2 separate regions of the Mus musculus genome follow, and region 2 is linked to region 1. A link is a contact called in ENCODE Hi-C data. All regions are on one chromosome and are shown on one strand. Each heading gives the region's core, a stretch centred on a gene start or an enhancer-like site at or near the end of the contact. The rest is flanking DNA. Distances are from core to core; before and after follow the strand shown. Region 1 overlaps Stn1 (STN1, CST complex subunit). Region 2 holds the start of Itprip (inositol 1,4,5-triphosphate receptor interacting protein).

Region 1 (5,557 bases), core at 2,621-5,120:
GGATGTTCTGTGGCGGAGTTTTGACGTGGTATCCTTTTGAAGAAGCTTAGAGCAGAAGACTGTTTCTGTGTAGTGCTGTATATTTAAAAAGAAACTGATCTGTCGCTGTATTTGTTTCTCTTTGAAAACGATTTCTTCCATCAATTATGAATCAGTTGGTCAAATTGCCCTGCTTGGGATGTCAGTGTCCCTCAATTAATAGCGCCCTGGGAGACTGCAGATGCTCGGGCGATGCAGAAACCCGAGAGCCCTGGGCGCCCTGTTGTCACTCATGGCTGCTCACTTCCCCGTCTCTCCCTTCTGATTTTTTTTCTAACCGTCGCCTTTCTTAGCAAATCCAGAAACATGATAAGCAGATCTTACAGGACCATTGTTTCTCTGACAGCTAGATGAATGCTGACTATGTTTGGGCGGGCAGATTATATATATTTCAGGAAGCCACCCAGTTCCTGGCCTGAGCACCAAGTCGCTGCTTCAGTCTGTGAGCAATTTTGGTTTCCTGAACCGTGCGTGTCTGTCATTGTTCTTTTGAAAGTGACGAGCAAAACACAGATCTCAGTCCCGGAAGCGGCTGGCTTGTCAGAAGGGACCCCTGGTGTCCTTGCTCTCAGGACTGTGGCCTTTGAAACAGGCTAGGCAGCACATCCTGAGGCCGCGAGGCAGTCTCTGGAGAGGATGCGTCCTGTATTGTTTGCAGTTCCTGGGAGCTGAGCTGCAGTTGGCTCCCTATGGCTGCGAGTGCTTTCCCTGCTGACCCGGCCTCTCAGAGGAGGGAGCTGATGCTCATGGGAAAGATCGCCCAGCAGCCTGGGGGCAAAGCCGTGATCAGTCAGAGCAGAACCCAAGTTCAGCACAGTTACCAAGTGTGACCCTCCAGAGCAGACTTCTGACCCTGCCTAAATGCCGGCCTGCTCAGCTGACGCATGCCTAGAGCACGCTGACTCAGCACAGGAAAAGCCTGTTGGGTGAATTCATAATAAACCAGTTGGGCTTGGGAGTTAGTCGCAGGTAATGGAAGATGAGACATTTCTTTTTCTTCCCTGTGCAGGTGGAGTTAAAGGACAGTGGCACTTCTGGCGTAGCGCAGAGAGTGTTTAAGAATGCTCTCCAGCTGCTTCAGGAAAAAGGACTCGTGTTCCAGAGAGACAGTGGCTCTGATAAGCTGTACTACGTAAGAGACCTGCAGCCTAGTTTCCCCTCATGGCTTCCGTTACAAGTACAGTTAGGCTTAGGAATAGTACCAGTTTCTAAGACAGTGAGTCGGGGTGAAAGCGACCTCTTACCCTTTCACAATGTAACTGTTTCCTCCAGTGAAACAGTCTGACTCTGTAAACCCAGGCTGACCTTGAACTCCTAATCTCCTGGCTCCACCTCTCCACGGCTGGGATTGTAGGTGTGTGCCACTACTCCGGATCCATGCTGCCACTTGAAGCCCAATGGCCGTCTAAATATTTATCTGTACATTGACAGATATACAAGCACGTCCCTATGGCTTTTTTAAGAAAGGAAGGAAGGGTAGGGGAAGGGGGAACGGAAGGGAAGGGAGTAAGAGTGAGTGAGCTATCTTCTAATTGAGAAGGCCTCATCCTCAGAGCTCCTGGTGCAGATGCTGATGCACTGGAGACTGTCCTGTGTCTTCCACCAGCATCCCTGGCCTCTCACACTAAATGCCACTAGCACCTAGTATGTTGTGACAATCAGAAATGCCTTCGGGCATCACCAGATGTCCCACTGCTGTGAAGAGTGCTCCGCACAGCCTGCAGTGCCACCGTCTGTCCCTGTGCCCGTGTGTCCCGGCACCTGCGAGTCTGCCTCACTCTTTCTGACCAGGAGTATTTACCAGAACTTTCTAGCCATTCCTTTGTGACGGACGGACGGACACTACGGTTGTACGACTTTTGCTGTCACAAATAGTGTTTCCTGACTCGATCTGTGTGGCTCTCTGTGTGAATCTGTGTTGGTATTTCCAAGGACGGCTCACGCAGGAGAGCGCCCGGAGCAAAGGACACTTTAGTTAAAGCTTTCAGGTAACTCCAGTCTGCCTCCCTGAAGGCCTTGCTTGCCAGCCTCCCTTCTGAGGAACGGGACGGCTGCTTGCTTGCCTCCATCTTTTCAAGGTAGAAGTCTGCCTCTTGCTGCATGCCTTTGATGTTGGAGGCAGTAAGCTGAGAGAGGACCACTCGTGTCCAGAGCGGAGAAGTGGCTTCAGAATAAGATGAGAGCTCTGGAGACAGGCTGCTGGGCCTGCCTGCTTGCAGACTCGCTAGAGGTCTACTTAGCAGGTCATTTCCTCTGTGGAGAGGCCCAGGTTTTATTTATTTAAGTAGGAGGGGTTTTCCACAGTGTTGAGAGGTAAGCCAGTATAACACAGTGCTGTCCACTCATCCCGGGATGGGAGGGGCCAAGCAGGACATGGCGGCCATTGTCACACTAAGTTCAGCTGGAGCCCTCTTAGAGATTTGTGCCTCCTTCTGTTCTGGGTTGGCTTCTGTGAGGGTCTGTCTGTAGAGAGCAACCCTCCCTGGGAAGCAGCCAGGGCAACTGCAGCTGCCCAGGGCGAGGTGTGGCAGGGTTGGGCACTTCCTCTTGTGAATGAATCACCCTGAGCTGGAAGGGGTAGTCAAACAGGAATAGATCCCACGGCCCCTTCTGTGGCTGACCCCTCCCTTCCACTCATCCCTGATTTGTGGCTTTCCTTTCTCCTGAAGCCCTGCTGGGGACATAGTTACAGCAGAGCCCAGAGCTCTGTTTGCACCCATGGTTGACCTTCACACTAATCTTGTGAGTCCGAAGTCATCAGGTCTCACGGGCGGCCATGGCTGTTTCCTGTACCCAGTTCTTCAGCTGTGTTCCCATGCTTAGACTTGGCTCTTCCTCCTTCCTCTTTCTTCTCTCCTTTTACACACTCCTTCCTTCCTTCCCTCTTCCCCTTTCTTCTCTTCCTCCCTCCCTCCCTCACCTTCTTTTTCTTTTGCTTCCTCTCCCTCCCCCCCTCTCTGCCTCTCTTCCCTCTTCCCTTCCCTCTTCTCCCCTCTCTCTTCTCTAGTGTTATTAAATTTACTGCCTGTAGCTGAGGGTGAAGCCTGCTGCTAGTTGAGAAACATGGTTGTGGGTGTGCCTACAAGAGCAGAGAGCGTTTCTGTAGATAAGCTGGATTCTCTAGCTTGCTGGCTTCCCCATGCCCATTTCTTCTTTAATTCTTCCTTGTGCTTAGAAGAAGAGGAACTAAAGAAATATAAGACAAGAAGGGGACCGAGAGGAAGAAGGCTGGGACAGGGAGGAAACTTTGAACCTGCGGGAGCTCCTTCAAAAACACTGGGCAAGGAAGAGGAGTGTCTGTCTGAGTGGCCACAGTGTAGAAAAGGGCAGTTGCCCCTTCAAGGCACAGGGTTCCAGTTATGCTTTCCCTTCTGGCCCCAACAAACCAGCTCCTGAGAGAGCTGTGTCCTTAGGGGCAGAGCGGAGCTGCAGCGGCCACCACGCATCAGAATCACTGAGGGAGGGCGTATGGGGGAGGCTTGTCGTTGCTATGGGATTTGTAGAACCGCCTCGAAGGCTGGTCTTGAGTTCTGAGTGACACACTGCTGTGTTCTCAAACCACGTTTCCTCTCTGGATTCTCCTTTTAGGTAACCACCAAAGACAAAGACCTGCAGCAGAAGATCTACCACATCATTAAGGAAGACTGTCAGAAACCAAACCGTAAGTGTTTTGTGATGGTGAGCCGGTGCGCCCAGGGTTCCTTCCCTCCTAGACAGAATCAGGATGCTCTGTCCTGACTCAGGAGGGAGACAGCCAGGGCTTCTGTCCTCCGAGACTCATTGTCCTCTCCTCTATGTCGTGTTGCCTGGGCAGAGGAGTCAGCATGTGGGGCTCCTTTAAACAGCCCTGGGGTGTCCGGTCCTGTAGGGATAAGCTGGAGGCCAACCACCAAGCTCTCCCTGAGATTCGGGCACACTGAAGTGAACCACCACGCTCGGCTCTGAGATGCGCTCGCTGCTTCTGGTCCCTGGTTTGTCGCCCATGTTTACCACTGCCTCTGAATGTAATGTCAACATTCACTCTCTTCTCAAACATCAAGGCTTTTCAGTTTCAGGCAGGACGGCTCTTAGACATTACAGTTCATGAATAACGAAATCCAGTCATCTCAAGAAACCCTTGAGTTATAAATGAAATGGCTTAGAAAAATAGTGCCGGTTTGTGGAGTTAGGTCGGCCCCTAGTGGCTGGACACTCAAACTACATCTAGTCTGATAACTCGCATATCAATTCACCCTAATTACAAAGAAAGCATCCGTCTTATCATGAGTCTGTATGAACTTGTGAGTCTTCAAGGTGACCGTCCAGAGCCTGGCTTTTGCAAACATATGCCAATGACAAATACTTATGTCACCATGATCCTAGGAGCAGAAAGGGTTGTTAGCCCTGGGTCCCCTTCCTATTTTTATTCTCTCTGGAGAAGTCTTTCACTCCTTTCAGACCCAGAAGGAAAGGCTGGGTCTACAGACAGGTAGAGGGAGGCCAGGTCATCTACCCTGTGGTTTAGGACCCAGTGAGATCAGAACCAATAGGGTGCCACAATCAGACAAGAAAGAAAGAAAGGAAGGAAGGAAGGAAGGAAGGAAGGAAGGAACGGAGGAAGGAAGGGAGGGAGGGAAAGGGAAGGAAAGAGCGAGCCCCAAAGCAGTCCTGTTACGGTAGTAATGGATGCTGTTTGGCTCATTCGTAGCAGGGATGGAGCAGCACAGGCAGGCATGGTCGCATGGACCTGTAACCCCAGCCCTGGGAAGGCCGAGGCAGGAGGTCAGCCAGGGTTAACACAATGAGATGTGCTTTCTTTCTCCCCCTGCCCATACCCCTCTATTTCACCTTTCTTTTTCCCTCCCCCTTCCTGTGTGTATGTGTATGTGTATGTATGTATGTGTGTGTGTGTGTATGTGTGTGTGGTATGTGTGTGTGTGTATGTGTGTGTATGTGTGTGTGTGTTATATGTACCTGGTGTATGTGCATGGAAATGAAAGGAAGACTTTAGATGTCCTCTATCCCTTTCTGCCCTTCTCTCTCTGTCTCTGTCTCTCTCTCTTTCTAAAAACTGCTTTATTTATTTATATTCCAAATCTTACCCTCATTCCTGGTCCCTCCTCCAAGAGTTCTTCACCCCCACCCCCCACCCCACCCCTGCCTCTGAGCGAGTGCTCCCCATCTCACCCTCTCACTCCCCCTACCTTACCTTTCCCCCCCGCAACCCTCCTTCCCTGGGGCACCCAGTCTCTACCTGTACACATCCTCTCCCATTGAGGCCAGGGGCCATGGACCAGGCCATGTATGCTCATATATGCTCACTGGTTGGTGGTTTAGTCTCTGGGAATCCCCAGGGGTCCCAGATACAGTTAGTTGACACTGTTGTTCTTCTTGTGGGGTTGCCACCCCCTTCAGCTCCTTCAGTTCTTCCCCTGTCCTATTCTTTTAAGACAGACTTGTCACTGAGCATGGAGGAAGGCTGGCAGCCAAGGTGCTCCAGCTGTTCTCCTGTGCCTACCCCTCCCTCCCCACATTCACA
Region 2 (5,239 bases), core at 1,117-3,616, 410 kb before region 1:
AGGGCCAGAACCCTGAGACAGGAACCAGTACAGAGGCCATGGAGGAGTGCTGCTTACTGGCTGCTCTGCCAGCTTTCTTATAGAACCCAGAACCACCAGCAGCCAAGAGATAGCACCGCACACACAGTGACGCAGCCCTCCCCTATCAATCACTAATTAAGAAAATTCCCTTGTCTGCATCTGGATCTTATGGAGACATTTTTTCAGGTGAAGTTCCTTCCTCTCAGATGACTCTAATTTGCTAGTCAGACAGTTGACATAAAATTAGCCAGCACATAGACAATCTTTTTGTTGGTTTGTCTTTGTTTTATTTTGAAACAAGGTCTTGTTGTGTATCCTCCCTGTGTGATCCAGGATGGCTTTGAACTCATGATTATCTATCTATCTTGATTATCTATCTTGATAATCTATCTCTGATTATCTATCTTGGACCTCCAGGGGTTACAGATATATACCACTGCTTTTTATTAGTCCGGACCCCAGGCAAAGCACACACTTCCTTATCCAATGCCAATGGGGGGAGGGTTTTTCCAACACTGCATTACTTAAAGCGCCTTCCCAGCATTCTGGCTTTGGACAAACGTCTTAAGTCTAAATTTCTGTCTTTCTAGAATTTGAGACTTGATAGGCTTCAGCCATCCCTTCCCTTCCCTGGGGTGTCAGGCAAGGATTCTGGGAGGGATTGCCTTCTCTGAGACCTGGAGACTAAACACATAATTAGGAACAAATAATGTGTGTGTGTTATGTGGTATATGTTTGTTTGTGTGTATATGTGTGTGGTGTATGTGTGTTTATGTATGTATATTGCACATATGTATACATGTGTATATGTGTATTTGTGTGTATGCATGTGTGTGCATGTATGTGTGTGTGCATGTATGTATTTATGTGTCTGTGTTGTGTGTGTACATGTGTAGGTGCATGAATGTGTGTGTGTGTGTGTGTGTGTGTGTGTGTGTATAAAATTCAGTGTGGCACATGAGTGAGATATAAGCTTGGGCACATGAAAAGAGGCCAGTCATGAAGGGCTTATATGGCAGGTTAGGATTATAGACCAAACTAGTCCCGAGAGTGGACAAGAGAACATTAAAAGCTCTGGGGTAAGATAATCAGGTTCAAACGACAAAGGAATGTAACAAATGATCCTTATATTAATAAGAGTATGCAGCTTGTTAGAAAACGCTGAAGTAGATTTTGCTGGCGGACGACAACCCCAGAGTGCATTGAAAGCACTAACCTTGACATTCCACACATAACACAAGCAACACACACACACTTCCCCCACCTGTTCTGGGTGTCCTGTCCATTGAACATGGAGACATTTTAGAAATACACAGCTCTTTTGAGAATGTTCCCCAAGGTTCCTTACCCTTCCCTGGCCCCCAAACTCTGCGATAAGAATCCCCCACCACCCCCAATCAGGAAAGGGGTGTGAGCAGCAGGCAGCCAAAGACTTAGAAGTACCCTGGGCCAAGGGCCAGGGTCTATTTTTAGGACATTCTCTCATTGTCTGTTTATCCCGCAAACTCAGCCTAAAGCGTTCAGGAGAGTGTCATTTGGGCTGGATGGAGGAGGAAAGCGAGGTGCTCCCAAGATGCTCCCGAGGTGCTCCCGAGACCAATGCCAGTAGTAAAGTGATCATCTCTAGACAGTGTTATTTCCTCAGCTTCTCCTAGGAGCTCCCGAAACGAACTGAAAATTTATTCCAGCCCTTTCCAGCCCCTCCCACCAGTTGTAGGAATGTGCTACTTCACAAAGGGAAGATTGTTGATATACTATTAAAGTTTTGTTTAAAGTATGAGTTCTACTGTGCTCTGTTCCAGCGCTTCCTGCTCTAAAAGCAATACTACATTGACAACTGGAAAACAGAGCGCCCCCTAACAGCCTCCGGTCATCTTCCTCCTTTGTGCCTTTCTCCCGCCAAGAGACAATGCGTACATTAACCAAAAAATTTAGCAAACTGTTTTAATCCAGTCACAATGCAAGAGGGACAGTGGTTCGCCTTGTGTCTCGTTTTATATTTTCCTCGAGGGACAAAATAGGTGGCCCCAGGAATTCCACCGGTTGTAAAACGCGCCACAGAAATGCGAGCTGACTAACAGCACCTTAACCCTTTACATCCTGCAGCCTAGACCTGATTTTAAGGACGTCCTTCCCGGGTCCCTTGTCTCCCTCTTTATTCCTCTCCGGCAGCCAGATCCTTCTCGTCAGGTGGCTCTCTAATTTCGCTGCCCTCTCTGGAGCATCCGAGAGACCCAGAGGATGGTCTCCGAGGCGGGTCCAGAGTCCCTTACCGGCAACCGTCACGGTCGTCCTTAAGGACCTCCGCCCGGCGCCAGTAAAGGCGGGTGTTTTGTTCTTATAAGGAGCAAAAAGTTTCCGTGACAACGCGGAAATGAGTAACTCTGTTGCCCAGTAAAGCTGGGCGGGAGGAGTCCAGGAGGCGGGAGCCGCCTTGGTCTAGTCGCCCGCATCCCTGGATCCCCGGCAGCCTGCAGACCCGGGACCACGACCCGCGCTTGGAGCGAGGCCCACTCGGTATCCCTGCGGCGGCCGCGGCCGAACGTAAGTGCGGGGTTCGACTATGAGGCTTTGCTGCCCCCACAAGCTGAGTGTGTGGGATGAAGGGCGCTCAGGGGACGGAGGATCCCCGTAGATGTGCGTGGGAGATCGTGACCAGGAGCTCTGAGGGACGTCTGCGGGAACCCTGGCCGGGACCGACCCCGGGAACTCTTTTAATGCACGCCCAGGAAGTGGGCATTATCTCCCTCATCACTCTCCGGGTGTGATGCACTGGGGTCTCTCTGCCCTCGTCTGCGCCACGGAGCCCCCAGTGCCTTCAGCAATCTGAGAGGCAGGCGGCTTCTGCTTCGGAGCCCCTAGCCGTGCCACGGGTTTGTGCCTAGAGCCGGGACCTTCCATCTCTTAAACCGTGTTGGGTAGCCGAGTCTCAGTCCTGGGAGAAAGGAACGGGAATGACGTTAGTTTCTTCATAGCTTGTCTTGACGCAAGGAGGTTGCTTCAGGCCGGATGAAGCCCCTGCCACTTCCTCTTTCAAGACTCCTAGTGAAGTAGACCCTGCACGTTTTTCTCTTGGGCTGTGTAGTCTATGCCCCATTCTCAAGGCCCACTCTGAGCCTCCCTCATTCTGGCTGACAGGTGAAGAGACTCAGAAGTTCCTAACCCCGATTCCCCGTACAAAATGGGAAAATAGTGACAGAACCAGGGAAGAACTACATTTAGCCTTTTGCCCCTCTACCTAGTATGAGACTGGTCATTCTTGCCAAAACAGAAGAGGCCAGATACTGGTACCATGTAAGCCAATGTCGGGTGGTTTTCTGTTGCCTTTCGGATTTCTTCTCTTTTACAAACTAGCTCTGTTTTGGGAGAGGCTACCAGCTGAACCCAACACAGCTTTGTGTGGCCACTCGTCCAGGTCAGCGGTGAGAAGGGTGACAGAGGCCGCTGTCATTCGCCTCCTGCCTGCCTGCCAGCCTGGTATGCCTAAGTGGCCTTCGTTATTTGCTGATTCCGTGTGAATGTCTGCTGCCCCAGGCATTCTGCCTTCAGATTTTTCCACTTGTGGGTAACCACGTGGTGGTTATATTCACTTTCTGCCTGGATCCCTGAGGAAGATGGGGAGCCCTCTGCTCACACATCTCCCTTTCTGTGGGTAACTTTCTTAGACGCAGCAGTTTAAGGTTCTGAAAGGGGGCAGAGACCTGAACTTTTAACCTGATGCCATCATCCCAAAAATTGTTAGCTCTCCGGGCCAGGAGAGAAACATAAAGGGTGTGTGGGTGAACTTTTTAATCAGAGGGCAAGAAGGTGCCGCACCTTCTGGGAGATAATTGCTCACTGTCTGCAAGATGCCTGGTTTTATGGTTTTCCCTTTTGGGACCCTCTGGGATTAGTGTCAGACGTAGTCCTGTTTGACAAAAGCATGCTTTGTCTCCATGGAGTCAGCGGTATGCACCTGGCATTCTGCAGCCTACAAGAGTGAGGCTGGGCCAGCGGAGAACACTAGCCCAGTTCTCAAAGCCACTTGTCAGGGACACAGTGCTGGCAAACTAAAACCTGTCCAGGGGAGATGGGCTGAGATTATGTGGACAGTGAGGAAGGTACATCTGGTGAGAAAGGAGGGTTACAGCAGATATAACCCAGGGATGAGCTGCACAGGGGTGTGGGTGTGGCTGTCAGCTGTTCCAAGCATTGAAATGGCTTGCTCAGTCTGGCCTCAGAATCCCTGGTTAGAACGGAGATGCAGCTCTTTAGAGAACAGCCATTGGAGCCCAAGGGGAAATGTGCTCGAATCAGTGTGAGCAGAGGTTTTGTGTATGCCTTTGTGTATCCATGTTTGGAGGGGAACGGTACCCCCCTAATAAGGATCTGAGGGTGCTGCAGTCTGCGAAGCTGTAGTAGTCTTTCCAAAAAAAAAAAAAAAAATCGAAATGTAATTCATGCTGAATGTCAGTCCGTCTTGGATGCCCTCATCCAGTCGTAATAGAACTCTGAGGATGCTGAGAGCAGACGGTAGCCTCCAAGGCCACCAGTCCTCTGTGTGAATTGGAATAGGGTCCCCACTCTTAGCAAGAGGATGCTATTTGGTGCCATATAACACAAGGACCTCATCGCCAAGCAGCTGACAGTCATGCATGCTCCTGCAGCCTGGTCTTGAACAAAACACTAACTGAACAATCATTCGTAGCAGTCAATTATTGAGAGTTTAACATGGGCTGTAGAGCTTGCTCGGTGGTTAAGAGCACTGGCTACACTTCCAGTAGCTCCTTTACCCTAACTCTAGGTCCAGGAAACAGACACCCTCTTTTGGCATCCAAGGACCTAAGACATGCAAGTGGTACCCAGACAAACATGCAAGCAAAAAAACCCATATACATAAAAATTTTTTTAAATAATAATAATTTTTAAAAAGAATGGCAGGCTCTTCGAGCTGTGGAAGGGAGGCAGTCAGGAAAGAGGCAAGCCCAGCCTTGATGGTTGATGTGAGGTTTGGCCAAGCATCAAATGACCTTCTTGGTTGCTGAGTGGTGCAAGGTGTGAGGTGGCAGATCCAGTTTGCATCCTGGAGTGGCAGGGATGAGTAAGTGGCACCTGGGTGTGGTGCAGAGGGAAAAGGTGACAACTACTGGCAGGGTGGAGTTTCCCAAGAAGTAGGAGATGAAAGAGATCACACACACGCTGACTTGCTCTTCCAAACCCTCCATCCCCTTTGTGTCCT

What was found. Hi-C counts contacts between places; a loop is a spot of excess contacts on that map.
Region 2: a map of heart shows a loop between it and region 1 (2.7-fold over the local background). The contact joins the promoter of Itprip here to the enhancer-like site in region 1. A Hi-C loop is called at or near these places in 4 of 37 maps with a recorded cell type or tissue (T-helper 17 cell, T-helper 2 cell, heart and 1 more).

What each region holds. Positions count from the first base shown.
Region 1 is chr19:47,505,949-47,511,505 of GRCm38, reverse strand. Stn1 (STN1, CST complex subunit) reads left to right here. Exons shown (of 10, transcript NM_175360.3): 8 at 1,049-1,171; 9 at 3,628-3,700. Among named protein-coding and RNA genes, the nearest start is that of Gm19557, 4.3 kb to the left of the region's middle. Within about 2 kb of position 3,870, at least 1 of the 3 ENCODE cell types and tissues checked has a DNase peak (open chromatin) inside an H3K27ac peak, as active enhancers do; it is heart, where a contact is called at or near this core.
Region 2 is chr19:47,916,450-47,921,688 of GRCm38, reverse strand. It overlaps Itprip (inositol 1,4,5-triphosphate receptor interacting protein), which reads left to right and starts at 2,366. Exons shown (of 2, transcript NM_001362458.1): 1 at 2,366-2,565.